Regions from separate parts of the Mus musculus genome. Here region 2 is linked to region 1. The links are chromatin loops, found by intact Hi-C in ENCODE. Cell type or tissue: heart. All regions are shown on one strand. Each heading gives the region's core, and the rest is flanking DNA. Links, peaks and the distances in the headings are about the cores only.

Evidence for each region. Hi-C counts contacts between places; a loop is a spot of excess contacts. Peaks named below come from ENCODE experiments on the same cell type or tissue, not always from the same donor. Only the 100,000 strongest peaks of a DNase experiment are listed, where the experiment ranks them.
Region 2: a loop joins it to region 1, with 5 times the contacts of the local background. A loop is called at or near these places in 6 of 42 quality-filtered maps.

Annotation. Positions count from the first base shown.
Region 1 is chr13:98,290,327-98,306,158 of GRCm38, reverse strand. It overlaps Gm21976, which reads right to left. Exons shown (of 7, transcript XM_006517799.4): 4 at 3,532-3,654; 5 at 705-848; 6 at 316-438. Among named protein-coding and RNA genes, the nearest start is that of Gm21976, 18 kb to the right of the region's middle. In heart, for the core only: CTCF peaks have their summits at 6,915 (motif pointing right) and 8,079 (motif pointing left); a DNase peak (open chromatin) is centred at 6,938; H3K4me3 peaks cover 610 bases; H3K27ac peaks cover 284 bases.
Region 2 is chr13:98,024,296-98,040,127 of GRCm38, reverse strand. Arhgef28 (Rho guanine nucleotide exchange factor (GEF) 28) reads left to right here. Exons shown (of 36, transcript NM_012026.2): 8 at 10,197-10,252; 9 at 10,691-10,751. It overlaps LOC115488224 (a small nucleolar RNA gene), which reads left to right and starts at 5,552; the gene lies at 5,552-5,694. In heart, for the core only: a CTCF peak has its summit at 8,671 (motif pointing left); DNase peaks (open chromatin) are centred at 8,497 and 9,907; H3K4me3 peaks cover 511 bases; H3K27ac peaks cover 602 bases.

The sequences.
Region 1 (15,832 bases), core at 4,663-9,662:
CCTCCATTTCCTCCTCCTTCTGTCCTTTCTTCTCTCCCTTTCTCCCTCCTGTCTGTCTGTCTGACTGACTGTTTATTTACTTATTATTTTTGGAGATGGGGCTAGGATAGTGCTGGAAGCCAAGACCCTGAGCTTGCCTAAACCAGCTCCCTACCTAAAAGCTACTGCGGCCCAGGGAGTGATGGACTTTCTTAGCTGTGGATGTAAATATCTTTAGAAGGTTTCTAAGTCAGAGCCAATTTCCGTAATTGAAGTGTAAGGGAAGCCACTCCCTGAACCCAGGAAAAAGATTCCCTGTGTAATTTTCTTCGTCACCTGATTCATCTGAGCAGTCACCACAGTCGTTCCTGGTGTCACACACCCTGTCCACAAACGTCCATGTCTTCTGGTTGGGACACTTGAAAATCAAGTTTTGTGGGAGACTGTCGGGCATTTGACCTAGAGGGCACAAATAAATTATTTCTAATGGAAAAATTATTCATGAAAATGTTTAAATGGGAATTCTGAACTTTAGCTTGCTACGACTATTTTAAAGCCAGGGTCTTACTGTATAGCTCTAGCTGACACCCACCTGCCTCTGCCTCCCAAGTTCTGGAATTGAAAGCACGTGCGGCTATGCCTAGCCCTGGCCACACGTGCGGGTGCGGCTATGCCTAGCCCTGGACCCTGGTCTTGACTTTTGTTTGGTAATTAGTCCACCTCACCACAGGAGGCAGCAGCTTCATCCCATCCGTCACGGCAGTCCATCTTGCCATCACAAAGCAGAGATGGTGGCAAGCAAGTTGTGCGGTCCTCACACAGGAACCCTGGTTGCTGTGAATCTGTCCTGCATTGGTGATATGTCCAACCTGAAAGAAGAAAGCTGATGTCCTGCCCTGCTCTGCCTTGTGCCACCATCCCCATTATTTCTTCCCCTTCCTTCCTTCCTTCCTTCCTTCCTTCCTTCCTTCCTTCCTTCCTTCCTTCCTTCCTTCCTCCTCCTCCTCCTCCTCCTCCTCCTCCTTCTTCTTCTCTCTCTCTCTCTTTCTCTCTCTCTCTCTCTCTCTCTCTCTCTCTTTCTTTTTCTTTCTTTCATATACACAATCCGAAACTCTCCAGGCACAGGTCTTCTTGACTGGTTTCCTTTTTCATCAAAACCATTGGAATCTGGCGAACAAGCATTGACTCACTCCAGACTTAGAGGTAATAGCAGGCAGATGAGGGCTCAACAGGCCTGCTCCCCGGTGTGGTGTGAGCTTTGTGATGGGTTAACTATACAGACTTGTTTATTATTTTCTTGACTGATGTAAGAACAAAGGTAACTTGCTATGTCAACCTCCTGGGCATATTGTAAGTAAAATTAAATTGAGATTGCTTATCTTTTTCATTTTTCTTTTTCTCTTTTATCTCTCTCTCTTTTTTTTTTCTTAGAGGTCCTGTGGATTGTGTAGGCCCTTGCACATGCTAGGCAAGTGACTTACCAGTAAGTTATTACCTAGCCTCTAATTAAGACAATGATGATGAACGATCATTTTGAGACAGCATATCTTAGGTCTAAGCTCAGACTGATGTGTACCTGGACATGACCTTAAACTTCTGATCCTTCAGCCTTTACCTCACGAGTACTGTGATCTCCACATTGTGCCACCAGGACTCGTATTTGAGGTGCTGGGGATAAAACCGAGTGCTTCCTATGTTCTAGGCAAGTACTTTACCACTGAGCTTCGCCCCCGGCTCCCAAATGATGGTATTGTAAAATACAACGGATCTACTTGAAGTACTATGAAAAATAATTGATTGAAGTGAATACAGAAATACTGGTGACACTTGTATCTCAACATAGTTGTATATTTCCACACAATCCCATATGGCTGTGGTGAATGGTACACAGTGTGTGTGTGTGTGTGTGTGTGTATAGGGGGAGATTGAAGTAATGGGTTTGGAGTGATGAAGGTGTTATCATCTTGAATAATTAAGAGGCAGATGGATAAAGCCAGAGTTTATATCTCTTGATCAACAGGTGCTGGCGTTGTTGTTTCAGAGACAAGAATCGTTAGCTCTGGTCATCTGAAGGAATTGTCATCAGTTGGACCCTCTGAAAATTTTATGTCAGGATGGGATGAGACGGGGCTCTGTGGTGGGGAATTAGTACCTGTGGCAGTGCCTATGAAGGAGAAAGGCAGAGTGAAGAACATGCAGGGAACCTTAAACCCTGATGCTCATGGGAGGACAGGGTTAATGAGGTCTGTGTGGGAAGAGTCTCCCTCTGCAGTACAGTCCCGCATCCTACAGGATGGGCTGGCTCCAGGGTCTCCGCAGTGCTGACCTTGGCTAGGCTACTTGGGAAAGCAGAGTGCTGGGTGTGGAGTCTAGCAGCCGGGACCGTCAGGTCAGAGATGTCTGAGTTGGTCTTAAACACCTTAGGAGTTAGCCAAATGAACAACAGAAGAAGCAAGCTCAGCAGGGAAAGCCGTGTGTGTGTGTGTGTGTGTGTGTGTGTGTGTGTGTGTGTGTGTGTGTGTAATTGCAGCAGTTGCATACTGCTGGACCACATCTTACTTTGTATTCAACACCCGTTTCTTGACTACTCGCTATGAACTTTTGTTTTGAATTCGTTTACATTTATTTATTTGTGTGCTTGTGTTTGTATACTCATGCATGCGCGTGCCGCAGATATGAGCATATGCCAGTCACAGTACTCGTGTGGAAATCTAAGAATGATTCGAGGCAGGAGTTAGTCTTCACCTTTCCCCATGTGGGATCCAAAAACTGAACTCAGGTCATGTCGGCAGCAAGTGTACCCTCACATATTTCTTTGTTTTTTGTTTGATCAGTTTTGAGATAGTCTTGCTATGTAGTCCAGGGTGGTCTTGAACTTGTGACCCTCTGCCTTCCCCCATCCCCCAACCTGGCCTATCAGTGATATTTTTCTTCCTTATATACCCCAGGTTTGATGTTCCATGAAGTCTGTGTCTTTTACTTCTGTGTCTGAGTTCAGGGATCCCTCTGGGGCTCAACTCCAGTTCTAGCTCATTCATTTCCACGTCCCTATCACCAGTCCTCACTGATTTCTCTCGAATTTAATCTCTAATTATATGCTATCCCACAATCCTATTTACAGTGGAAGTCCTGGAAGGTAGAGACCATATCCTGTGTACACTTCAGAGTCACCTCAACCTGCGTCACAATGCTGTCTTGCTTACTTAATAGTTATATGGTCCAGGGCAAGTCCTTTCCTGAAGTGTCTGTCCTAACAACAGGCACCTTGCAGGACCTGAGGATAGAGAGAGGATATGCAAAATAGCCAATGGCTGGCACATGCCACATGCCAACCCCTCCCCATCCATACTGTAGATTCACATATTTTGGAAACAGACTTGGTGTAAATGTGTGTGTGTATGTGTGTGTGTGTGTGTGTGTGTGTGTGTATGTGTGTATGTGTGTGTATGTGTGTATGTATGTGTGTATGTGTGTGTATATGTGTATGTGTGTATGTATATGTATGTGTGTGTATCTGTGTGTGTGTATCTGTGTGTGTGTGTTGACACATACTTGCAGGTTTTGTAGGTGTCCCGAAGATGATCCCAACAGCAATCGCAGCGGCAACAACGCCAAGCACGAGGAATACCCCGCAAGAAGTCAGAAGACATTTTCTGGTGGGAAGGCAGCTGTGACCTGTCACAGCAACACACACAGACATGAAAGAGAGCACGTCATTACAGAGCGGAGGCCCCTGGGAGATACAGTGTTCACCAGCCAAGCGTTCCCCATGGCTTTCTTAGAATAGAACCCTCGATGTGCATCAGTCAGAGTTACACTGGTGGCTTTCCTATCTATGGCTTCCTATCCCACCCTCTGGAAAGCCAACACTATGAGGGCCTCTCTGGTAGATGTGACGATGAAACTACAAGAAGCTTAAAGAAACACAGGATCCACTGAGGTGAAGTGACTCCTTAGGTGTCTGGGCCTGTATGAGCCCTCAAATATGTCTTCTGGACTCTAGCTAGTGGGGGCTAATTCTGCTATGACATGGTTTGCAAAGCCTAGATTTCAGGCTGCCTACATCAGACTACGGAAGGAGATGAGAACTCCAGAGCTCTAAGCCATATCTGCAGGACCAGCTCTCCATGGGGCTAGATTAGGGATGGGCCGGTTTGATGAGCAGACCTTGAGGATAGCAGTTCTATACCCAGACGAGAGAGAGGCTGAGATCCCTGGTACTGGGTTGGCAGTTTCTGGAGTAAACAGTCACAGACAGGGAGCCTCGTCTAACTGGAATAAACTGAGTCACCAAGAAGAGTGAGGGGGCTCAGGTTGCACCACTTTCAGCAGACAGTCATGCTCGCTAACCTGATCCTAAGATACCCCATTGGCCACATGGCTAAGCCTTCCTTAGCAGTGTGGCTAGGCAGCTGTGGGACCTCCTGAGCCCGGACCTAGCTTCCTTTGCCCTTGGGTATATGCAGCACGTGTTCATGGGAGACTGAGTGCTATGTATTCATGGAACACTTCCCAGACACCAGTTCTTGCTATATCAAATCTGACCTGTAACAAAAATAAAAATGCTTTGTACACCACTGTTCACCAGAACTTGGGTGCTAGCAGCTCTGCCTCACACTGTGCATATTCAACATATTGCTGAAAGTTCAGGGACCACGAGTGTCCCAGTCACTAGTGGTAGAAAGGCAGAGACCACAATCAGAGAAATACGTTTAAGTCTCACCAGGCCAGATCACAGACCCATGAGCCCTTTCTCCCTAAGCTGGGGCCTCCCCTCCCAGAACTGGGGCTGTACCTGTTGTAGGTGCTGTGGCTTTCAAAGACTCCCATATGGCTTTGAAGAATCACTGCTGGAACTCTGTCCTAAGCATCTTATCTGATGCACTGAAGAAAGCTTGAGGTACAAAGACTTGTCTACAGAATGTAATTGGTCACAGGGAATGTGTTTGGCAGTGCTAAACCCTACCTCCAACATCTAGGTAGTAATTTTACATAGAATTAGGTACTTGAATTTATAAAACAGTCATATAGTTAGGGCTCTTCAACCTTTAAGAGTGTGTGTGTGTGTGTGTGTGTGTGTGTGTGTGTGTGTGTGTGTTCATGGGTGCGCACCTTGGTGTGTATATGGAAGTCAGGGGACACTTTTGTAGAGTTGGTCTTTCCACATCTACTTGGCTTCCAGGGCTCTAACTCAGTCCTCTAGATTTTTGTGACAGTTGCCTTTACTGCTGCCCAAACTGTTGACATGGCAACATGATACCATCTGTAGAGTTCCTATTCAAGAGCCACGCAACCAAATTATGAAAAACCCAAACTAAACCAAACCAAAAGAAAAAAGAAAAAAAAACCAATACCATCTCATAATGCTATTATTATGTTGGTCCAATCAAACTGTCCTCAAAGTAGGGTATGGTGGCATATTTGCCTGTAATCTCAACACCTGGGGAACCGAGGCAGGAGGGTAACATGTTTGAAGGGCATCCAGGGTTACACTGCTAGAAGACCTTGTCAAGGAAGGAAAGAAGAGATGGAAGGAGAGAGTGAGGGATGGAACTTAGACATAATTATGTCCTGGTTAAATATATACCATGTTTGTGATTGTACATGGGGTAGTTATATCATGTTAGACACAATTATGGGCTGCTTATTGTTTTTGTTTGGAAATTAAGCATGACATAAGGAGAGATATGACAGTGTGCCAAGCTGGCAAGGGATGGACTTTTGATGGCTATTTCTAGTTGTCAACTTGACTTCATCCAAATGATGGGGCACACCCGTGAGGGAATTTTTTTTCTTAATTAAAATAATTTGAAATGGGGGGAGCCACTTAAAATCTGGATATTTGAAGTGGGAGGATCTACCTTAATCTGGGCCACACCTTCTGCCAGTGGCCTCTATGAGGACATGGAAGGAGGTAGTGCTTGCTCTTTGCCTGTTTGCTCTCACCTCGCTGGCAAGGTATATGCAGCACAAACTACCCTAGCGTTAGAGCCTGCTTCCAGTGTATACTGAAGACCATCTGAGACATCCGGGCTTCTTGGACCGTTCATGGGCAGCCATTGCTGGACTAGCTGGACTGTAGCCTGTAAGTCATTCAAATACCACCCCTTTCTCCTTATAGTGATTCGTTCTGTAGATTCTGTCACTCTGACCAGCACACTCTTCCAGACTACTCCCTGGGGTTTTATGATTAGCTAAACCTTCAGCAGCAAAATAACTAAATGAGATAGAATTAGCATTCTTCCACTTCATATTTATTTATGAATTATATACCTATACTAGCCTACACACACACACACACACACACACACACACACACACTGAAACATTATGCAAACTAGAAACTTAAGAAGGATGAGATCAAACAAACTGTGTAAAAGCAGAAACTCTAATGTTCTTTTCCCAAACCCCGCTGAATCCTCGCACCCAGGACATCTTTTCAATGTTGTAATTATGAACGCCAAGCTAGAAAAGCGTCGGATTCAACAAAACTCTGCTTAGTTAGCACCAGATTTTCAAGGCTGTTCAAAGATCGGATGCAAATGCAAATAAAAGAAAGAAAAAAGGAGGAGAGAGAGTTAAGGCAGGCTTCCTTCCAAAGGATGAGAAGCTCGGGCAGGCCTGCAGGGGCTGGGACTGGGAGATGGCAAAGATGTGAAGCGCGAATTCCCTCATGAATCGCGTGGCAGAAGCAGATGCGTGCGTGCGCACACGCAGAGAGAGAGAGAGAGAGAGAGAGAGAGAGAGAGAGAGAGAGAGAGAGAGAGAGAGAGAGAGAGAGAGAGAGAGAGAGAGAGAGAGAGAGAGAGAGAGAGAGAGAGAGAGAGAGAGAGAGAGAGAGAATGAGAGAGAGAGAATGAGAGAGAGACTCCAGTCTGGGCAGCATCCCATGCAACCCAAGCTATGGACTCAAGAGGGCAGCAGAGAGCAGCTAATGAATCCCCTTGTCAGCTGCCTCCAGAGCAGTTCTTGTGTATGTTAAGGAGCCTCCCAGGACAAAGGCTGGGCGGACCCGGAAATATAGATGCTAGTAGGGATGACAGATCAGCACCTTTAAAGCCTTTGGTTATAGATCTCCAGCCTTTGTGACAAGTAACCAGGGGAGGGGCGTGGATGGGTTCAAATACCCCGCCTTACTTTTAGCGGGAGCCTATGAGGTGGCAGCATTGGTGGGAGGCACAAATGACAGAGCTGTGACCACTTGCCCAGCCTTTAACAGTTTGAGTCAGAGTTAGACTTGAAGGCAAATGTCCAAAAAGCAACATTGGTGATGAACTACACAGCATCTCTGAAGCTTTTCTTCAAGATGACAACTTCGGTTTGCTACGATGTTGTTCTAGCACAGACTGATACTCAAATGACTCCGTCAAAGTCCGTGAACAAGGCCGAAATGTCTATTCTTGCTGTACACACAGTCATTGTCGGTTGTAGTTTGAAGCTCACAGTAGAAAAGCAGGCTAAAGTTTAAGGTCAGCCACGACCTAGCCTTCTCTGACGAACTCCAAGGCAGCCATGCACTTTCTACAGAACAGCGCCATCCATCATGTTAAATGAGCATTAAAATGTTCAAGTGTATTAGCTTCGTGGAATTTGATTTTAACCTTGTTCTGTAATTATATACCAATTGCCATGGTTTGAACGTTTGTGTACCTCCAAAATTTGTATGTGACAAAGTGTTCCGTCGGAGAAGGAGCCTCTAGAGCAGTGCTTCTCAGCCTTCCTAACACGGCGACTCCTTAATATAGCTCATGTTGTGGTGACCCCCAACTGTAAAATTATTTTGTTGCTACAACATAACTTCAGTTTTGCTACTGTTATGAATCGTAATGTAAATATCTGATATATAATTAGTGGGGAAAAAAAATCATGTGTCCCCCCCCAAAGGGGTCTCGACCCACAGGTTGAGAACATGGACCAAGAAGGCTTCTTCTACTCTCATGAACAATGTTCATTTAAAAAAAAAATCAAGACTTCGGGGGCTGGAGAGATGGCTCAGTGGTGAAGAGCACTGGCTGTTCTTCCAGAGGTTCTGAGTTCAAATCCCAGCACCCACATGGTGGCTCATGACCATCTATCTGTAAAGGGATCTGATGCCCTCTTGTGGCATGTAGGTGGACATGCAGCACTCACATGTTAAAAAACAAAAACAAAGCCGAAAACACCCCACCCCCCAAACAAAACAAAACAAGACAAAAAGACAACAATTTAAAAAAAAAAAAAAGATTGCAAAGGGTTACAAAAAAGATTTTTTTTTTTAAAATCCAGCTAGCATGCTCTGCTTGGGAGGTAGTAGAGAGAAGGAGATGTCTTGGAAGCAGGGAACATCCCCTCACCACACACTGAATCTGCTGATGCTTGGCCTCTAGAACTTGTATTACAAAATAGCAGTCTGTTGTACTTTGCTAAGGCAGCCTGGATAGCTAGCCATCTGGAGGCATGATATTTATGGTTTTGTGCATTGGAATAACATAATAAAGTTAAAAATGATGGCAACGGTGGCAATTACGGACCCACAATAATTCCCAGGAGCTCAAAGTAACCAGTTGATTACACGGGTTTGAGGAACCAGGGGAGGGCCCTTGCTTGCTTTTCCCATGAGAGGGCGCCTCATTAGAGAAAGCGAGCATTTCTCCAGTAACATAAGCCCTAACTTTTCTCTTACTGCAAGCCCACCTTCAGATAAGCTTGGCAGCTCCTTCTGAGAAAAGCTTTGGCTCCAATGTAGTAGAATTGCCTTATTTTACACATAGAGGGCCCCGAGACCAGTTGGATAAAGTGATGCTATACTTCAAGCTCACCTCAGGGACACAGACCCCATAGCAAGAGTTCAGGGAAGCTGAATCCCATAGGCCTACCACCATCCTGTCTCAAACGTGGAAGACCAGACTGTTGGAGGCATGACTCAATGCAGAGTTCCCAACGAAGCACAAGAATGTTAGTATCAGCCGGGCGTGGTGGCGCACGCCTTTAATCCCAGCACTTGGGAGGCAGAGGCAGGCGGATTTCTGAGTTCGAGGCCAGCCTGGTCTATAAAGTGAGTGCCAGGACAGCCAGGGCCACACAGAGAAACCCTGTCTCAAAAAACCAAAACCAAAACCAAAACCAAAACCAAAAAACAAGAATGTTAGTATCAGAGCCTAAGCAAATGTGTATTGCTGGCAAGGGACAATACGCAGACTCACTGGGGCTTGGGCTCAGGGAATGGACATAACCTTTCTCTGGTCCTTGCGCCGATGCTGGCAGTATACACACCCAGAGACGAAGACTTCTTCTCTATAGGGACCTCCAACTGAAACCAATTAACCCCTTCCACTGCGCTGTACATAGCAGATGTGCTGCCGTTCGTTCTGGTTCGTTCTCTTTGGTGCACCTCCATCAGACCCCCAGCTTTTCTGTCCCTGTGTCTGTCATGTCTCTATTCCTTCATTGTCCCAGTCAGGTTTCCACAACCAAGCTCTGTTGGATGGGGAAGCCTGCTGCTGGACTTGGGTCTGCCAAGGAAAAGCTGGGTGACCTCCAGCAATGGCTACCCAGCCCACCCCTCTTCCTTTTGTACTGCTTCCCTTCTCCTAACACACCTGAGCCTTCGGGAGCACTCCCTGGCATCCCCGATGGGTATTTATAAAGCTTACACTTCTAGAGCCTCCACCCAACTTTGGAGCATCCAGGGGCAATGCCCACGAATGCATATTTAACGAGTGTCCCAGATCACTGTTGTCCCCTGGAAAACAGGATTAGACAGGTAAGGCTCTAAAATTCATCGTCAGCAAAAAAGTCCCGGTTCCCAGCACATATAAGTATGAGAAGCCGATCCTGGAGGTACCCTCAGTCATTCACAGTAAAGAGAGAGCTGTCAGATGTGTTGGTGAGTCACTCAGCCAGGCTGAAGGAACTGGAAGAACAAGATAGGCCCGTTTTAATCAGAGGGAGGACTCCAGGGAACCCTGGAGTGTGGTGTGTTAAAGGATGGGTGGAAACTTACAGGGAGACAAAGGCTGAGGGCAGTGGGGTGCCGAAGAACAGCAGTTTTCTGAGGCTGAGGTGGGTGTGGGTAGGAGGTCTCAATGGAGGCAGCTGTATCTGAGGAGTGAGCTCTGCCCCTTCAATTCATAGGAAAGGCAATTTTGCCCACTTGGTATGTGAGTTGGTGGTGGCTCAGCTTCACAGCCTCAGAAGAATCAACTGGACACTCCTGGTGGCATGTCCTGACATAGGAGACTTGTATTAGTACACTTTACTTTGCTGCAATAAAGTGCTGGAGGGAGACGAACTGTGTGTTTATACACACACACACACACACACACACACACACACACACACACACGTTTAGCTATGGGGTTCAGGGGCATGGCATCAGCACTGGCCGAGCTCCAATGAGGACCTCATGACAAGACAGAGGTCACAACAGTGGGAGTGCATGTGAAAGGAAGAGAGCCCATCTTGAAGCAAAAATCCAGAGCCACTCAGACATCACCTTTATTTCTATAGCAACTTCCTCTTCTTATCAGAGCTCAGAGGGCCCATGTTTTCTTAACCCATCTCATGGACCAACCCTGAGTGTGCTAAGAACTTCACAGTTGACCTGAAGTCTCCCCAAACTCTCAGCTCCACCGCCACAGGAAACAAAGTCCCAGCCTGTGACCCTTTGGAGACAAATGAAATCCATACTGTAGCAGACATCAAGTTCATGTTGTATCTCTGTGGACACTGGCATTGTCCCATCAGAAAGAGACACGTGGAGATGAGAGGTGTAAAGGGTCAGTTATTGTGAACTCTTGTTAAGACAAGGAAGAAGGCTTCTTCCAAGACAACTACAGTAAGCAAAAAAGACAGACACCCACATATTACAGAGAGAAAGCTAACTGGGAACTGAGCTGAGTGTGTGATGCCAGCAAGCAGAGGGGGGGGGCAGTCAATATGACATGGCAAAACAGCAGATGGGACCAGCGGGTAAATTGTCAGTAACCGGTTTATGTAAGTTTTTTGTGCTGAAACTGAGCTTAGCAGGTGTAGCAGCATGAATGAGAATGGCCCCCAGAGGCTCATATGTTTGCAGGTTTGCTCCCCAGTTGGTGGAACTAAGTGAGAAGGATTAGGAGGCGTGGCCTTGTTGGAGGAGGCGTGGCCTTGTTGGAGGAGGCATGGCCTTGTTGGAGGAGGCGTGGCCTTGTTGGAGGAAGTACATCACTGGGGCTGTCACTGGCTTTTGTTCCCAGTTAGCTTTCTCTCTGCTTCGTGCTTGTGATGAGGTGTAAGCTCTCTGCTCCGGTGCCATGCCTTCCTTCCCTAAGTTGCCTTGGCCATGGTGTCTCTCCACATAGACCAATATCTAAGAGTGCAGGCAGAGGCCAAGGAAGTGGGCCTAGTTACAGAATCAGGTGAGCCTGACTGTGGTGGCTTAAAGAGAAAGTCTTTGTCAGAGACTGAGACCTCCTCCAGTGTAAGTCAACCCCAAGTTAGTGAGAATGAGTATCTGTCAATCTACAAAGCCTTAGGGATAAAACACCCCCATTAGGTGAATGTGCAAACTGGACTTAGGCTTGTCTGGCTCAACAGTGATATAATAATAGAAAGATGGTCACAACCACACTCCTTTCATTGAGTACTTACTGTATGCCAGTAACTTTTCGTACACTATTTCAAATCCCTAAAACAGCCTTGCCAAGATGGATCCCTAGCTTTATTGTTGAAGAGAGGAAACCATGACTTTAAAAACACCATGAGAAACAGAAGTTTGATTCAGATATTTGATTTTAAAGCTCCATTTCTTTTCACTGTGTTATAAATCTTCTATGTAAATATTTTACTTGTTTGTTTGTTTGTTTGTTTGTTTATATTGGTTTTGTGGAGACAGGCTTTCCTGTGTAGACCTGGCTGTCATGGTCTATTCACTCTATAGGCCAGGTTGGCCTCAAACTCAGAGATCCGACTGCCTCCGCCTGTGTTGCAGAGTGCTGGGATTAAAGGTGTGCACCACCACTATCTGGCTACATGAAGGTAAATGGTATCATTCATAAGATAAATGAGCAGATGAATAGATAACTAAAGTGGATTTCCAAATTAAAGGACTCCATCTTCTCAAGGATCATGTAAAACTGTATTTAATTAGTTAATTAATTAATTAATTAATATAAGCAGGGTCTCACTATGTAGCCCTGGCTTACCTGAAACTAGCTCTGTTCTGTAGACCAGGCTGTCCTTAAATTCCCAGATATCTGCCTGCCTCGACTTCCTAGCACTGGAATTAAAGGTGTGTGCACCAGTCCGTTTGTCTGTCTGTTTACTGTGGCTGGGATGTTTATTAGGAACGGTTGCTTGACACTAAGATTCTTGTCTCTTACAGCAAGGCAGGTAAACAGTGGACAGCTGAGGACTTGGGGTCCCTGGGATGAGGACAACAGCAGTGTGCCAGTGTCCTGGAGTCACTGGTCAAGGTGATGAAAGGAGAGAAAGCTTGTCACACAGACACGCCCCTTCCCTGTCTCAGCCTGGAGCCTGTGGTGACAGGCTGTTCCCAGAAATGCACCTTTGACTTGAGTGGCCAGAAACATTAAGAGCTAACTCAAATTTGGCTCCAACTCTAGCGAAAAAGGATAAGCAGAATCTTTCTAAACTGGGAAAGAGCTCAGGATTCTTTCTCTTGCTTTTCCAGCTCATCAAAGCTAAGCCTTTCAACTCCAGAACTCTGCCTTGAATTCTTTGTAATATACTTCTGTCTTCAGCTGCTCAGGACTAGCACAAACTCAGCATTTTTGTTCTGGGGTCGCTGACCGGCCTTTTCCAGGTCCCGTTGACATTTCAGCTGTGTTTGAACTGTTGCCTCTTCTGTCTGCATGGAATGGGTCAAGGCTTATTAACTTCTCTGAAGACTGGCTGGCTTTCCAGGGACCTTCAGTTGTGCTTATAACTATGCAGTGAGGACAGACCGACAGATGGCTGAAGGGCAAGGGAAGGCAATCACTTTCTGCCCAGCGTCAAGTACATTTATTTTTGTGAATTTCTAGGTACACCACAGACCAAGAAAGTTCTCGAAGTGCTGACATGTGCTAGCTCAGGTTACAGTAAATAAGCTTCAGAGTTGCCACGCTTGTTCGTTATGGAGAAGTTTCTGGAGATCAACTTTGGAAAAGCGAATCAGTCTTGGTTTTAAGAAGACAGAACGAAGGCATGTCTGTTCCCTTTCTATCAGGTGTTAGCCAGGACAAGTGGGAGGAGAGCAAACGTGATGGATGGGTAAGAAAAAGTGGCTGACACACGGTGTTTCGGCTAAGGTGCATGGTGATTGAAAGTGAAGGAAGGGAGCTGGAAGGATGGCTCAGTGGCTAAGAGCACTGGCGGCTCTTCCAGAGGTCCTGAGTTCAATTCCCAGCAACCACATGGTGGCTCACAACCAAGTATAATGAATTCTGATGCCTTCTTCTGGCATGCAGTGGACATGAAGATAGAGCACTCATACATAAAATTAAAAAAATGAAAGAAAGAAAGAAAGAAAGGAAGAAAGAAAGGAAGAAAGAAAGAAAGAAAGAAAGAAAGAAAGAAAGAAAGAAAGAAAGAAAGAAAGAGAGAAAGGAAGAAAGAGGAGGGAACAACTGTGACCTCGGGGTGTAGTTTGGTGAAGGCTAACGATGATCTGCATGACTGCGAAGGACCCCTCTCCCTTCAGAAAGCCTCAGGGGTGAGAAGGAGTGGTGTGGAGGCAGGGTCAGGAAAGAGTCATGGGGGGGGGGGTGCTTGGGAGTCTGAAAAACAGATGGAATTTAGGGCCTTGTCTCTCTCTAGGCTGCCAGGCAACTTAATCTTCATGCCCAGAAGAGAGAGACTTGTTTTCTAGAGCATGAAGGAACATGCTGGAAGGGAGGGTGAGGCAGAAAGCAGAAAACAAGCTACGTGCACATCTACCTCCCATCTCCAGATGTGTCCCCACGGTCAAGGATGAAGGGACCTTTCCCCCTGGATTAAGTTCTGCGTGTTTTAACAGCTGCATGTCCCCGAGGTCCCACCCAGGCAGAATGTATCAGTTACCGTTGCTGTGATAAAGCACCATGACCAAGACCAAGCACCATGTTCCAGAGCCTAGCATGGTCATGCTGGGTTAGCATAGCTGCAGACAGGCCTGGTGGCTGAAGCAGCACGCTGAGAGCTCATACCGTCAACCACAGAGGGCAAACTAGGAATGGTGTGTGCCTTCGAAACCTCAGAGTTCACCCCCAGTGTCGCACCTCCTCCAGCAAGTCCACACCTAAACCCCGCCCCCAACAGTGCTACCAACTGGGGACCAAGAATTCAAACATCTGGGCCTGGGAAGATGCGTCATTCAAGCCACCACAGATGTGGCTTACTTGCTATGCTAACGCCCTTCCATTTTTAGACAGGGTTTCATGCAGCCCAAGCAAGCCTCAAATTCATTGTGTTAGGCAAGGGTCTCGAGGATGGCCTTGTCCTGCCTCTCTCCCAAGCACTGAGATTACAGGCATGTGCTAACCTGTACAGTGCATGCAGTGCTGTGGATCAAACCCAGCGTCACCTGCGTCCTATCAAATGCCTCCTTTTTGAAAATGTTTTTGAGGATGGTCCAATGTGAAAGACAAAACTAGAGAAGAACGGAGAAGGTTATTTAAATACACACACAGGAGATGATGTGTGGGCAGGCGATGGGCAGAGGCCATGCTTACAAAAAGGACTCTTGGAGAACAAGAAAGAAGTTGGCATGGTGGTCCATGTCTATGGTCCTAGCACTGGAGAGGGAGAGATAGGAGGATCCTGAGTTCAAGGCCAGCCTGAGCTATCTAGTGAGAGCCTGCCCCCAAACAATAAAATCAATTAAAGAAAGAATTCAGTGAAGTTTAAAAACAAGCTGAGGCTTCAATGAGGTAAAAAAAATGTAAAAGGTGAGGTTAGAGGCTGGAAAGATGGACCTGCAGGCTGGTCTTGCAAAAGATCCTAGTTCAGTTTCTAGCACACACAGTGGCTCACAACCACCTGTAAATCCAGCCCCAGGGGGTCTGATGCTTTCTTCTGGCCTCCGTGGGTGCCTGCATTCATGTGTACAACCAACCCTCTCACTCACTCACAGCTCACACATATACACATAAGTAAAACATTAAAATGCATTTGCATAGGCATGTAAGAAGTTTGTGTTAATCAAGAAGATTGGGGGGGGGCGCTGGAGAGATGGCTCAGAGGTTAAGAGCACTGATTGCTCTTCAAGAGGTTCTGAGTTCAATTTACAGCCACATGGTGGCTCACAATTATCTATAATGAGATCTGGTGCCCTCTTCTGGCTTGCAAGCATATATGTAGGCAGAACACTGTACATAATAAATAAATCTTTAAAACAAACAAATAAAACCAAAAAGATTTAGGGAATTTTTCAGGAAGTGAAATGGTTCTGTTGTCTGTCATAAGAAGTCCGTGCAAAATAGAAATGGGGACCCTCCTGGGACAAGAGACAAGGGACAGCTTAACACATAAGCCTGTCACCAAGGGAGAGTTTCTCCCTTGTTTGCCTACAGTGTACAGAATGCACCTTCTTTTATCCCTCACTGAAAGAATATCCCCAATCAGTGCATGGTAATGCTGGATTTATTCAAAGACCAACTGGACAGTAATCTGAATTTTATGTGTTGAAATATTTAAATTATTACAAGGATATTAAAAATATCATCTTTTGGACTGAAGTGACACATGTCTTTAATCCCAGCACTTGGGAGGTGGAGAAGACGAATCTCTGAGAGTTCAAGGCCAGCCTGGAATGCAAAGTGAATTCCAGGACAGCCAGGGCTACACAGAGAAATTCTGTCTTGAAAAAGCAATAAATAAATAAACAAATAAATAAATAAACAAGAAAGAGAGA
Region 2 (15,832 bases), core at 5,777-10,776, 270 kb after region 1:
CCAATCCTTCTAATCCTTTCAAAGAGTTCCACTCCCTGGTGACCAAGCATGTGAACCTATGGGGGCCATTCTCACTCAAACCATCACAGCCCCAAGATCATTGAAAAAGAAATAAGCTTCATTTTCTCACTTGCCTTCTTGTTCTTAGTCAGTCTTTTACCCTTAGGGTTTTCCTTTTGTTGACCTTGAACTTGTTATGTAGCCAAGAATGACTTTAAATGGCTCAGCCTCCACCCTCCACCTCCCAAGCACCGAGATTACAGGCATGCACTACCTCCATGCCTGCTTTATACCCTAAGACTTTCTGAAGAGCAATGCCCTGACCTAGGCTTGGAAGATGCTCGAAAAAGTACGACTTCTTTCACCAATAGTACCTAGAAAACGCTCTGCATGAAACCTTCCGAGACCCATGTGCATTTGACCCGTCACAGGTTCTAGTGAGTCAGGAATCAGGAACTTGTGTAGCCTTGTTCAACTCAGCTGATCAATGAAAGGTCCTTAGGAAGTGCTCTGAGGAAGGTACTCTGGAGAGTGATGCTGTTCTGCATCTCTCATCTCTTCTGACCCTTCCTCACAGGCCTCATTGTTTTTTCCATCGTCACCTGGCTTCTCTTCATCTACCAGCACAGCAGCATTCTCTGCAAGCGGCCTAAGGAGGCGTCTTTGAACCTACTCATGGTCACTTTGTACACGGGAAGCCGTCTGTACCTCCTAACACCCTGTCGAAATTCCCTTTACCTTCTTGGGCTTTTGAGACGCAGGCCTTCCCTTATATGAGGCGTGGAGTATACACACTAGTGGTCATGGGGAAGGGAAATTTCTGAGTGCTAAGTTGACTTTTCTTCGTGATTAGTAGCTCAACAGAGATTTGGCTTAAGTAGCACATCTTGTCTAGGCAGTCAGAATTCAGTCAGCCATCTATCATTTTCCCCTTTGCATTGCGATATCCCGACCACTCCCATGAAGAGAATCTATTTATTGCTCGTTCACACTGCTGGTCTAGAATCTTCTTTGGTGTTTGTGTGATGGAAAAAGTGTAACATCAGGATCATTGCCTGGAAATGGTAATCTCAAGCATTTGTCACTGGGAGATTGTGACTTACATGCTCAGACTCGTCTGGCTGCCAGGCAGCAAGCAGACAGCTCAGAACTCAGCTCTGCCATGAACTGGCTTTTCAGCACTATGAAAGCTACTCAGCCCTGTTTGCCTTTCTGGTGATGGCGCAGGAGGGTGGAGGGAAGTGAAGGCGGGGCACCTTGCTTGGTATCTCCTATAGTCCTGCCTAGGGCCTGCCTGATGCCTGGTTCTAAGTGTAGGTTAAGTAGCTGCAGCCTATAGCAAAGTGTAGGTGGTGGTATAAGTATATATTATGGATACCAGGGCATGCCATGTGTGTCGCAGTGACTGGAAGTGAGTGGATTCTTGCTTGAGTGTTGTTCATGTAGTTTGTGGAGAAACAGTGGACTGGTCTCCATACCTGAGTGTTTCTAGTAAGTCAGTGTTAGTAGCGCAAGAGCGTTGTTATCCATACAGAGTTCTCTCCCTAAGATGTTTTGTTTTAAATATTGTAACATGGGGCTTTTTAGAATGGCTGCATGTGGTACAAGTGTATCAAGATGTGAGCCCTTTAAGCCAGGGCAGCTGGGAGATATGCTGGGGGCTGAGGGTGTCTGTCACCAAGGAAGCTGTTTTCTGGGATGACGACTCAGTCGAAGATACAACACCTCCCCACCTAGTTTGGAGTGTTTAAGGCCTGATGAGTGCCATTTGCTAAGAAGCTGGGGAAGTTGAATAGTGGTGCACCTTTAGTCCCTGGACTTGGGAGGGGAGGCAGGGAGATCTTTGTGGGTTTGAGGCCAGCCTGGTCTACAGAGTCAGGGAAAGAGAAGAGAAATATATATATATAAATATATAAAGAGAAATCATGTCCCGAAAAACTAAAAAGAAAAAAAAGAAAAAAAAAAAAGAAGAGAAAAGAAGAATGGAAAGGAGGAGGGGGAGGAGGAAGAGGAGGGGGAGGAGGGAGAGGAGGAGGGGGAGGGGGAGGAGGGGGAGGAGGAGGAGAGTAGAAATATGGTTACTGAAGGCTGAGAAGGTGGGAGGCTGGGGAGAGGATGGAGGTATTATGGGGAATTTGGATGACAAGTGCCAACATCCTGACATGTGAAAGGAACATACTGTTCCATAGCACAGCAGGGTGACTGTAGTTTATAACACCTTAGATATTTTAAGAACTAGAACAGAGGCATTTACAGGCTCTGAAATCTAAGGCATGGTGGAAATGCAAATTTCTCTGATACACTGTATACATGTAAATGCATAGAAGCCTGTATCCATGAAGATAATTTGTTAGTTCCTTGAGGGTTTCATACAACTTGTTTTGATCATATTCATCCCACCTCCCCAAGTCTTCTCAGATTTAACCCCTTCCTACCCTTCCAACTTTGTGTCCTATTTTTAATCCTTCAAGACTAATTTGCCCTGCCCAAATACAATTATTCTTGGATTTGTGGTCTTCCACTGGAGTGTGGTCAACTAACCAGTGACTATATTCTTTTAAAAAAACTCTCTCTCTCTCTCTCTCTCTCTGTGTGTGTGTGTGTGTGTGCCTGCCTGCTTGCCTGTCTATGTCTGTCTCTCCCAGCCCAGCACCTAACAATTGCCAATAGCTCCACAGTTAGGGATTGGATTGTGTGCCCATTACCCAACTCCACGCTGGGATTTTGTCTGGTGCTTGCTGTCCCAACCACTGTGAGCTTATATGCATACTGTCTTGCTGTTTCCGGAAGTCAGGATGTCATTCCCCACCTCTGTCTCTTATACTCTCTCTGCCTCTTCTTCCACAATGATCCTTAGGGCTTGGGAGGGGTGCATGTGGCATATTTACATGTTTTAAGGCTGAGTGTTCCGCAGTCTCTTAGTCCCTGCATCTTGGCCAATGGTGGATCAGGACGTTAATCATCATCTAGTGTAAATAGAGGCTCCTCATGAGAGTTTCGAGATGTATTGATCTGTGGGCATGACGACGGATGCTGGCATGGATGTAGGGAGAGGGGAGCACATATTCACTTGGGGAGGTGGTACAAACTGGTGCCACCAATATAAAAAGAAGTGCGGAGATTCCTCAAATAAAGTTTAAAAATGATGAAAAGACTGCAGAAAATATTCCTCTAAGCCATAATGTGGTTTGCCGTTACTTCTTTCATCCTACAGGGAACCCCATCTTTTTCTAGGTTTTCTTTAGAGATCTAGCTCACCACTCTGTTTTCCCTAAAAGGATATTACTTTCACTAGCAAAGGTCCAAAGATAAAGATAGGGTGTCAGTCTGAGTGCATGCTCACTATTAGAATAATACTAGCCTTTCCCCATACATAAATGAAAAGCCCTCTCTCCTTCCATTTTATCACAGAATTGAAGGGTGGTGGTTTGCGCTGGAGGGAGTTTTATTGATCCTCTGGTTAGATCACTTTCTGTAGCTCACAGGCCAGCCACCCCCCAACCCTGTGGTTCACCTCGAATTTGTTTCCCTCTTAATTCAGAGTCTTTCTTCCAAATGGGTCATATTAGCAGGCGTGGGGCGAGTGTAAAACTTAGCTAAGGACTAATAGATTTGGAGAGCTTATTCTAAAAATGTAGCCCTGTAAATGACATTTTTTATATTCTAACTAGCTTGTGTGAAAGACACACAGCCCTGCTATTTTATTTACAAGCTGTAAGCCTAGTTTGGGCAGGTTTGGAGCTATGATGACTTACATCCCAGCCATGTGTCTCTCATTACTTGCTTTTTCTCCTGGCCATGAGCTCATGGTCCATCTCCTCTCATGGCAACCTCCTCCTCTCCTCTGTGTCCTTTCTCCTCCTCTGGTCTCTCCTGAGACCCCTCGCTTTATCCTCAAGTCCTGCCTTTCTCTCTCTATGGCCCAGTCACAGGCTTTAGCCTTTTATGCATCAATTAATTTGAGCAGCAAGGTTTGCATAACAAAAGCTGGTGTATGTGAAAAGTCTTTTCTCTTGGGGCAGCCAGATCTACCTGTATAGAACGCAGCATTTGAATGCATAGCAGCACCAGACCAACCCCAGCATAGCCCAAGAATTCATTTCTTGAAGTAGACTCTAAGTGAAGTCAGGGGACATAAAAGCAATTCTAAACTAAATTTACATTTTGTCTATCTCTTTGAAAGATGACTTACTTCATCTTGTTTAAGTAGTAGATTAAATTAGGAAAAAAAATATGCCCTGATTTCACTTTGAAATATAACAGCTTTAAAAAACAAAAAACAAAAAACAAAAACCTGTGGTCATTGGTGATTGGTGATTTGATTGCAACCAAAATCTGAGGCTGAGGTGCTCTCTTTAACCCATGTTTGAATTTTTCACCCCTGAGAGCCTAAAAGTAGCATGTTCATGAATGTAAAAGCTCATAAGAGACATATTAAACAGAATCATCATGTGACACATACTCAAGAGGAAAGAGGGCAATGTCTGCACACACTTTGTACAATATTTTGTACAAAATTTATGGTAACTAAGTTTAAAATTAAAATTAAAAAAAATTTTTCCATTCGACATGAATATCAGTTGCTCATTAATTTCTACCAGGTAAGTTTTTCTGAAGATCAGAGGATCAAATGTTTTCAAAATGACTCCAAATGTGTCCTTAAATATCTTCGGAATGCCAGTCAGTTTTGAAGCTCAACTCAGAAGTATCTTTGGGGAGGAGGGCTGTTCAAGGCGTTCATTTGCATTCAAATGTGGTGGCCTTTAAAGTTGAGCCAAGGAGGTGGCTTGGTGGATAAAAACCTTGTGCTTTTTAAGTGTGGGAACCAGAATTTAGATTCTCAGAACCAACATTAAAAGTGGGGCCAGTGTAGGTGCTTGCCTGTAGCCCAGTGCTTTCGAGGTAGAGACAGGGCCTCTTTGGGGCAAGCTAGCTAACAAGAGTATCTTAACAAGCATCACTGAGAGATCCTGACTCAGTAAACAAATCGCACAGTGACAGACACCTGTGTCAGCCTCTGCCGTATACATGCCCATGCTCTTGGGAACATATATGAACATTCACATACCTACAGCACAAATGCACATATATGCAATAGTAAAAAATAGACACTAAGCAATCATGAACTGTGTTTTTGGTTTAGTTTTAGGTGAGATGTGTTCATATCCAGAACTCATCCTTAAATGTTTGACTACCCCCCATGCTTGAGACTTTAGACATATAGGGGCTACATTTATGCCTGCTGGCTTAAATTCTTCCATATTTCATAAATAGCCCCTTTTCTTGTGGCAGATCATCCTGTTTTACTTCACTCAAGAATAGATAATTTGAACTATCTATATTAAGAATAATTGTGTAGTTGAGGGGTTTTGTGGGTTTTTTCTTTTTTTCATTTAATAAAACTGGAGTTGCAGGTTGTCATGAGCTGATTGACGCGAGTCCTGGGAACCGACCTCAGATCCCCTGGAAGACCACCAAGCATTGGTCACCACGGAGCCACCTCTCCATAACCCCTTAAGGAAGTATTTTAATCATTAAAAAATAAAGAAGTAGCCCCTAGCTATGGACAAAGAGAGACCTGTTGGTGGTGGTGTTCTCCTATCAGTCAGGGGCAGAGTAGATGGCAGTCCTCTGTTCATCCTAGCCTGATGCCTGACTTGGTGGCCAAAGCTGTCTTATGCCTGGGACTCATAAAAATCAAGTCAAATCAAAGCCAGGCACTACAGTGCAGGAAGAGGAAGAGAGAGAGCTTCAAACCACCATGCCACCCACAGACCTGCCCTCCAGTACACTCTCAGGTGGGCCATAGACACCCCTTACTACCATAGCACACAGCACGATGAGAGATGTCACCCAGGGTCCTGACACCTGTAGCTACCACTGTGTGTGAGTATGTGGTGGTCAGGTGGGAGAGAAGGAGAAGTGAGTGAGACGGCTTGAGCATTTGAGGAGAGATGGAACTGGAGGCTTGAGGATGGAGAGGAGTGGCCTGTTGAGTGGCCTGAGGCCACGGTGAGGTCCCAGCCTCAGCGGCTGCTAAGGGCCATGTCTGAACCTGTAGCTACGCAGCAACAGGGGTCCATATCGGAAGTTCAAGCGTTCTAATAAATTGTGAACTAAGAGTGTCTCCTTCGCCATGTTAGCTGTCTGGCACTGAGAGCTAAATGTTCACATTGGGCTGAGGCAGGGGCCTCCTAGTACATTCCAGGACAGCCTGACAAATGAGTCCTTTTCTCCTTGTGGGCAGTGAGAAAACACTCATCAATACAAGGAAGCAAATGGGTCCGTAGTGAAGTGCTAGTGCCAAACATGAGAGGAAAAGAGTTAGGCTGAGCTGCACAAGTGAGAAGGGATGGAGGGGACAGAGCCTGGTCTTCCCAGGCACCCTGGCGGCCAGAACTTTAATAAAGTACTGCTGGAACTGCAGGTGTTTGAATCAGCAGTTCAATAAAGCGAGCAACTTTGCTTCTCTCTCCGCATGCAGAGGTGGCCTCCCATCGCATGTCATCAGTTGGATGTGCTTGGGGCACCAGATGTAGGTGGGTGGAAGAGAAAAATCTGTTGGTCCCCACCTTGTACGTAACAGGCAGGGGATACAATCACTGGTTCCCAAACCAATTTGGTCCCAGCCCAAAGTGTGATTTCAGAATGCATTCACTGCCCACAAGGAGAAAAGGACTCATTTGTCAGACTGTCCTGGGATGTACTACGAGGCCCCTGCCTCAGCCTCCCCATTGCTGGGATTACAAGCATCTGAAGCACACCCAAGAAGGCACTGAAATATGTGTGAATTAGTGTGTTTCTAGAGGGGTTGTATGGTGAGGATAGGCATCATTAGGGGGCTGTTTTGGCATTTCTTAGGGAGGCAGAGCACACAGACAGTGCCATCAGCTTGCCAGCTATGAGCATGACACTTCCATGCTGGTCTGTGCATGACACTTCTGTCCTGGTCTCAGGTGTGGGGCCAGTAGATAGACGAGTGGGAGACTAGAAGGCTGGTGGACCCCCTGGCTCTGCTGAGAACTTTTCTCTTTCTCCTTTCTTTCTGGAGGGAGGGAGGGTCCTTGTGCTTAAACCTCAGGGCAGTTAAGAGCGTTCTTGCTCACTTTTTGTTGCTTAAGCCTAGACTCTGGATCCATCTTGCAAGAAGATGTAGGAAATCTTGTACAAGGAGACGAGCTTTTCTCCAGGCAAATCTTCTTAATGAGCCACTGATATTAATCTTACAGCTACTTAACCCAGGGGTAGAAATCCTTGTTTGCTGGTGCTGTGTCATTAGTGAACATAAGTACTGGAGATTATCTCTTGTTTTTATTACAGTTTGGCAATATTTAAAAAAAAAACATGTTTATCTAGTTTTCTAAGTCTGATTTAGAGAGGTGATCCTGCCTTCTGGGTGGGCCTTGAAGACAACATGAATAGGCCCTTAAAGCAGAATAGGTAAAGTTACTGATACTATTATCAACCCAAGGTTGCTACAGCAACAAGTAGTTTGCTTGCACTTCGCAAGGAGCCCACTAATTCTGCAGAGACTCCCCTGGAGCAATTTAATTAAGCGTCAGATTCTTTTAAAAGCTTGGAGGTATCCTTCTGGTGAGCTGCTCTAAACTAATGAAAGGTGAGTTGTGAGTTGGAGCCTGAGCATCATCGCAACAGTTAAGAAGTGACTTTAGGGTGAGGAGTTTTATACATTTGAAAGTTCTTTTTAAAGCCAAAAGTAATTATAATGAGAACCTATCGTTTTACTGTGGAGCATAGTGGATTCTAAAAGCCTTTGGCATTTTAGTTGTCTCTGAAACCTTTTACCAAGTAGATATAATATGTCGAGTGCACCCCATGTCTTCCACCCTCTGTCTTCTCACCCTTCCTCCTATCCTACTAGTCTTCTTTGCTCCTAGCTTATTGTTACATATGTACATACATACATACATACATGTATATACACGTATATAAAATCTAGGAACCACAAATGAAAGAAAACACACAACCTTTATCTTTCTAAGACTGGCTTGCCTGGCTTTTTTCACTTAATGTGATTGCCTCCCGCGTCTATTTTTCTACAGCAGTTGTTTTAAAAGGGAGAGAGAGAGAGAGAGAGAGCGAGCCACAGGAGACTAAGAGGGGATGTAGGGATGGAAATGTGCTGAGATCAGGGTCAGCCTTTTTAGGGGGTAGGGCTGAGGGAGAAAGCTGAATGATCCCTTTGATATTGCAAATGATTCCAGGCTACATCCTGTTTTCCAGGGTGTTCAGAATAAATGCCCGCAAGTATGGGGCGCTTTAGAGATACTGTGGCCTGGAGTGGCTTGAAGGGCACAGCACATAGCTAGCAGGATGTAGTTGCACGGCCGTCTTCCTGTCTGGTGCAGATGTGTTCCTGGAATCTTTGGCTCTGTTACCCCCTGCTTTCTGTGGCACGCTGCAGCCATTGTCTCTGCTTGAGGTTTTATTATGTAGGTTTGAGTTTCCAAAGGGACTCCTCAGCAACACCTACGCGGCAAACATCACGGCAGGCGATACACAGTTCTGTGCATCAGTGAAGTGGGCTGGAAAACCTTGCTTTAAGTTTTTGCTTCGGACGTTTGGCACTGAAAAGGCACACCCTACAGGCAAAACCGGCCTGGTTTCACTTGAAACCGGCTGGTCTTCGTGCGAATGTTACTCTTCTGCCACCTGGTGACGAAATTTGGGAATTGCATTTAAAAGCTGGCATTGAGTATAAGCTATCAGGCTGGGTGGCTCTATTCTCCATTGAGAAGAGTTGACATGACCGCATAAAATTGAGCTTTTTATTTTTTTTAATCATGAAACCTAATGTTGCTCATGAGTTTATGATCAATACCAGAGACCACTGTCACCGAGCTTCGCTTGCTTGATGAAAATAAATTCAGTTATTCTTTTAAAAAATCATTTGCTTTTACTTATGTGTATGCTTGTGTGCGGGGTGTGCATAGTGTATGTGTGGGTGCCAGTGGGGGCCAGAAAAGGATGTATAAAGTTATCAACAGTCATGGCTGCTGGGAGCTGAACTCAGATCTTCTGTAAGACCAGCAAGTGCTCTTAGCTGTCCTCATTCTTGCCTCTCCACTTCTTATTTGCATTCTGTCACCCTTATTGTCTGATTTGCCATGGAGAGCTGCCTACAGAAGGGCTTGTACGTTTTCTGTGAAATGTAAATGAAACCTCTGGCAGTACCTAGTACCGAGAGCTTAAATCCATATGGAGGTTTGAGGCAGAAGGCAACTGAAATGAACAGGAGAGGTGAATGAGGCAAGGAATGCCCCGTTTGTGAACTTTCTCTAGAACCACATCAAAAAGGTCATGGATGCTGAGAAGCTGAGGACCAGCAGGGTTGTATATCCCTATAAATGTACGTGAAAGGTTTTCAGCTAATCACCCCTGTCAGCACTTATTCTTTCCAAGGCTAAATGGTTATTTTGACTGTCTTTGAACTTGTTTCTGGGAAACTGAGTATTTGGGAACAGAACCCATCAGTCAAGGGACAGAGAAAATGTCCCCTCACCTGGGTTTCCTGTTCATCACAGAACATCCTGAATATTGTTTCCAGGAAAAGCTTTGCTGGGGCCGGGTGGGGGTAGGGGTGGGACCTGGGGTATCTGAGGCCAGCCACTGCTTAATCAGCCTGGCCAGCTGAGGTCAGTGCTGAGAGCTGTGTGGCGTGCTCCACTTTCAGTGATGCAGAAGGGACCGTTGAGTGTCTCTTAGAACCGATTAGTCGTTTTTTTTCTTTCTTCCACTGACATCTGTGGAATCCAGGGGGAGAGGCAAGTAGGATTCCCTCAGGTGGGTACCAGCCACATCCTCAGCATCTGTAGAGAGGCTTGGGGGAGGGGTGAGCATCCTTCCTTTGCAGTCAAGGACACTGATTTGTTTAAGACACAGCCCTCCTCCCACCCCCTGCCACCCCAGGATTTCCGGTGAGAGCTCCCTGCCTTGTTTACAAAGTAGCATGCACAAATAACCCCAGCGTGTGTACAGTCAGGTGATCACTTCCTTCACTCTCTGGTAGAGCTGCCTGTTACAAAGCCTGATCCAACCCTAGCTGATCCTGTGCAGAGGGTCCTGGGTGACTTGTCACGAATTTTCTTTTTCTGTCTATCTTGCCTGTCTGTCTGTCTGTCTGTCTTTCTTTCTTCCTTTCTTCCTAACTAACTAACGAATTATTTCTTTTGCAGAGGTTAGGAATTTGGAGTCTGGCAGATCACCATCGGAGGAGGAGGAGGATGCAAAGGTAAGGAAACGTGGTCACTTGGCTCATGTTCATAAAAATCCACAAGCAGGCAAGGGTGTGCCCCAAATCCAATTTCTTTTATTAGGATCACAATGGGCTACCTGTTCTGACCAAGCCTAGCCATCTTTCTGAGTTGTCACTGTCATAGGAACAAGATGACCAGCATCCTCCTCCAGGACATACTAGGCTGGAAGCATCTCATGCCCGGATATTTACTGACATTGCTTTCCCTGTGGGCAGCTTTCAGGTGTGTGTGAGCTGAACACACATCCTTTCCTTATTTTTAGCTCTCAGAGCTAATTATAAACACACACGAGTCTCCTGTTTACGTGTGCTTTTATTGGTGTTTTCCAAGAGCGTCACTCTAGCGCACGAGAAACAAACATTAATGTAGCACACATGGGATTTAATGAACTCCCTCACCTGTGTCTGTTTCAGAGCATCAAAAGCCAGGTGGATGGGCCGAGTGAACACGAAGACCAGGACCGCCTACCTCTGGGTATGTTCCAAAACGCCGCATTGCCTGCAGCCAGGGGTGGGTGCTATGGACTGGGCCCATGGTAAACAAAAAGAAAACATGCTAGTATTTCAATACTCTTTCCTGAGAACCTTGCTTGCTTCTCTCAGCCTTCCTAGCTCAATTTTCTTTAATGCTTAATGTATTTTTAACGTACAACTTGCGTTTACAATCTAAAATACACAGGAAGAACCCAGGACATTGCCTGAGGAGTTTCACCCTGCCAAACTCTGGCATGCTAGTTGCCATGGTTACTTCATTATCTCACTGTGGCGGGTCCTGGAGGCTTCAGTTCAGGAAGCGCCTGAGCCCGGGGAGTGGGCTTTGGGTACCATTCTGCCTGTTACACAGTGCTGCCCAATGTGTCCTACAGAGATGAGCCTATGTGGTCTATTCCCCACCCCCAGGGCCTCAGAAGACCTGGTGTTGCTGTGGTGTGTAGGTCCCTTAAGAGGGGTAGAGGGTAGAGGTAGTTCGTTTATTCTCAGATGTTCTATTCCCTTCCCCCTGGGCCTCTCCCCTGCTCCCCCCCCCCAAACATCCTTGGAATTATTTAGAGGCCAGCAGAGTAGAATGAAGCTTGGGTAGGAGGACTTGGGCCCAGCTGCCTGTAGATGCCTAGCCACTAGAATGTGTGTGAGCCTTCTTCAGGTGCAGGGCAGCTGATTCAGTTTGCACACCTGTCTTAGTTAGGGTGTGCATTGCTGGGAACAGATACCATAACCATGGCAACTCTTACGAAGGACAACTTTGAATTGGGAAAAGTTGGCTGGCTTACAGGTTCAGAGGTTCAGGCCAGTATCATCATGGTGGGAAGCATGGCAGCCCCCAGGCAGGCATGGTGCTGGAGGAGCTGAGAGTTCTACATCTTGTTCTGAAGGCAAAAAGGAGAAGACTGTCTTGCAAGCAGCCAGGAGGAGGGCCTCAAAGCCCACTCCTACAGTGACACACTTTCTCCAACAAGGCCACACTCACTCCCAACAGTGCCACTCCCTATGGGCCAAGCATATTCAAACCACCACCATACATGAAGGGCACCTGAAAACAGAGCTGTCTTGGAGGTGGTCCCTCGGGGCCAAAGCAAGTCCTCGGGCTAAGGAGAGTTGAGATGTATTATACAGCCGAGGTGCCTGACACGTGGAAGCATCTCGGGCAGCTTGTGACAGGGTTCCTGGAGGCTCTGGCATGGTGTTTGGCATCTGTTGTAGACACGTGTCAGAGCTGTTCCAACCGTTGGGAAATCCCGTGGCCTAGAGCAGGCCGGGAGGAAGCACCCGAAGTGTCGGTTGAGTGTGCAGCTCTGGGCTTGGCCCTTTGCCAGTGGTGGTTTGCTGGATGTCCTGGCCCGAGGTGCCACTGAACTTGGAACACAAACTTAGTTGTGTTCTGAGCAGTGTGCACGCATCTGTTACTGTTGCTATATACGGTGAGGATAATAATTTACGTCCAGAGCCCACAACATGGGAAGAGGAAGGAGAAAAAAAAATACAGCAAACTTTGAGGACTGGATGACTCTTATGGGCCCCAGAGCCGGGAGTGTGGCTCTTATTCACGCATACAGGATGTCTCATCTGTGGATTGCATCACACTCTTGGGAATGTCAGCTTTGAAGAATGTTTACTCAGACACATTGCTGGGGGAGGAGGGGTTGCCTGTTAAAAGTCTTAAATAGTGGGATTATTTTTAATTTGGGACTCTAAAACCTCTCCCCAGTCTCCTACTGGTGTATGTGTTGGGTGAGAAGATTTTTGCTTTGTAAACTGCAGTAACCCTGACTGGGCTGAGCGCTTGGTCAGTAACGTCGTTGCCTCTGAAGAGGAACATTAGGAAGACAGAGAGAGAGAGAGAGAGACAGACAGACAGACATAGACACGCCTTTCTGACTCTAGCATTTGCTCTATCGTTTATCTAAACTTTGAATTACAAGGGAAAAAGAAAGTCTCCTGAATTTATAAAATAACGTGAGAGTAGACTTTAAAGGAACCACTGAGACAGAAGAGAGAGCAGCCAGCAGTAGCAGGCAAATGTAAGCCAGAGGCAAGAATAGGAAGCTGCTCCCCCCAGAGGCCACTTCAGAACTCTTGACTTTTGTGTGTGCTGGTATTCTGTCCAGACTCTTAGAAATAAGAGTCTAATAAAAAATCCAAGGATGGAAGTGTTGCGACTTTGCTGTATTGTATTATTTTAAATTGTGTGGTACAAAAGTAGTGTTCTCTTTTGTTTTGTTTTTCGAGACAGGGTTTCTCTGTGTATCCCTACCTGTCCTGGAACTCACTTTGTAAACCAGGCTGGCCTTGAACTCAGAAATCCACCTGCCTCTGCCTCCCAAGTGCTGGGATTAAAGGCATGCGCCACCATCAACCAGGCAAGGTAGTGTTGTCTTGCAAACTAGATCAGTGTTGTTTTGGTGGAACTTTCTGTGTGATGGTTGTGTCTGGAAGTGCTCTATCCAGAACAGCAGCAAGTGCCGTATGTGTGAGCTGTGTGTCCGAGGGAGTGTAGGCTTAGATCTCTTAATTTTATCCTATTAGATGGGTCAAGTTAGGGTAAGTTCTCTTTGTGTTGTTCCTCAAGACCCCACGAGAATCATATCGGCTGTTAGTGTATACACTAGAAATGACTGTAGTTGTCGGGATTAATGGGCATGAAAGAGCTGGTGAGCTTATCCAGTCCTGTCAGAGTGAGTGGCTGGCATAGATGTTGAGGAGATGGCATTGATGTTAAGACCAAGAGTAATGACCTTGTTCTCTGTGGACATGTTAGCAAACCTGTCCACCCTTGTCATCTATCACACAGTTGAGTTATAAAAAGAAATAATGGAAAAAAAACTTTTCTATGTTTTAAGCATGCTTATGATTTCATGTTGGGCTGCATTCAAAATTATCCTGTCTGGAGAAACTGCAGGACTAGACTTTTACTCAAAGAGAGAAACTTCTGTTGAAGGGCTGGGATCTGATTCTGTAGCCGCTACAGGAAGACAGTGGGATTCCTTCCCAGTAGACAGCTGGGGAAAGGAGGCAGGGCAAAGCCCTTGGGGGCACGGGAAGGAAAGCAGGCGCTATGGCGTGGTCAGCGCTGAAGGTGAGATGGGAAAAGGACCCATTGGACCCGGTCCACGGGACTAAATGAGATAAATAAATGGCATCAAACTTTTCAGCAGAGCTGGGTTCAAGACTGCAAAGCAGCCCCGTCACAGGGAGGATGGAGGGGGGCACCTGCTGGATAAGTCTGCGGCCTGTGGGACCCAGGGTGGGGGAGGGTAATCTGCATGGGATCCTAGCCACGTGGATCCATCACCACTCAGGAATTTGCCAAACAGCAGACAGCTTGATCGCTTGCTGCTCCGCAAACTCCTGCTGAAAAATTCACTCTGAATAAAAGGAAAGCTACACGGCTTTGGTTGGAAATTAAGAATTCCCGTTGGAAGTTAAGTTCCTGTTTGAGGACCGTGAAGCGACAGTCCTAGGGTCTTCGTTGAGTCACAAAAGGCTCCCGGGAAGTGATGGCCCTGCTCTGTCAGCCAGGACTATTCGAGAGTGTGAGCTAGGCTGTACGAGCCACAGACCTGAAGTCGTGACTCTCACGCTGAAACTAAACTTCCTGTAGTAACTAATCGCGGATGCGCATGCTCTTCGTTAGATTATAGATTGTAAGCGTGCATTAGGCTAGAGTTGTGTGTCATGTAGCTATCGGCATAGGAAGAAATATGAGAGACTGGTGAAACATGGGGGCGTGTCCTAACTCTCTCTGTAAGGGGGTGGGGGGGTGGGGAGATTGAGAGCATCCTGGGGTGAGTTGGGGTGGGGTGGCGAATGGAACTGGTTGGCGTTCTTCTTGGGAAGTTTCAAGACTGAGAGGCTCTGGCAAGAAGCCGCACCTTATCTGCTGCTGCAGATTTGGCTGGCAGACAGTGGGCTTGGCACCGTGCAGAGATTTCAAACAGCATCTTGATAAGTAAGACTTTGGGGAGGAACTAGGAAGAAGGCTCAGTGGTTAAGGGTACCTGCTGCTTTCGCCGAGGACCAGAGTTTGAGTCCCAGCACCTGTGGCAATATAGTTCCAGGGGTTCTAATGCCCTCTTCTGGCCTTTTCGGGTACTGCATGCATTTACTGCATAGTTCACATATGTACATGTGGGCAAAACAATGTCATTTTGCCATCATTATTTACTCTGCATTAAGTAACTGCTGTCTAAGAAAGTCACCGAAAATGTGGCTGTACATATTTTCCACAAAGATCACGAACGCCTTTGCAAGAAGAAAAGGGAAATGGGTACACACTCTCGATGTTCTGACGGATGTGGCCAGCTCTCGCAGGGGTTCAAATTGCAATTATCTTAAACATGTGGGCCATGGTTTCCATTTTTAGTAATGTTTTCCTCGTCTTAAAGTATCTATTTTTATGGATATGTGTGTTCTGCCTGTGTGTATGTCTGTGAACCATTCAGCGAACATATGCCTGGCGCCCTCCGAGAGCATTCCCTGCAACTGGAGTAACAGACGGTTTGAGCGGACATGTGGGTGCTAAGAATCGAGCCTACATCATCTAGAAAACAGCCAGTGTCTTTAACTGCTAAGCTATCTCGATAGCCCCTATTTTTAATTTTTTAAACAGTATTTTTTGTTTTTATTGTGTTTTTGTTTTTGTTTTCGAGACAGGGTTTCTCTGTGTAGCCCTGGCTGTCCTGGAACTCACTCTGTAGACCAGGCTGGCCTCGAACTCAGAAATCAACCTGCCTCTGCCTCCCAAGTGCTGGGATTAAAGGCATGCGCCACCACCGCCCGGCCAGTATTTTTATTATTCGAACATTCTGTACATTTATACAATACGTCGTGACCACTGTTACTTCTGGGTCATTTGTTGTTGTTGTTGTTGTTTTTCCAGATAGGGGCTCATGTAATCCAGGTTGGCCTCAGACTCACCAAGTAGGTGAGGTGAGGATAACCTTAATTCCAGACGTTTCTGCCTCCACCTCCCACGCACTGAGATTAAAGTCTGCACTATGACATCTGGCTATAATTTGGAGTCATTTCATTTTGATCGCTGTTTATTACGTATAATAA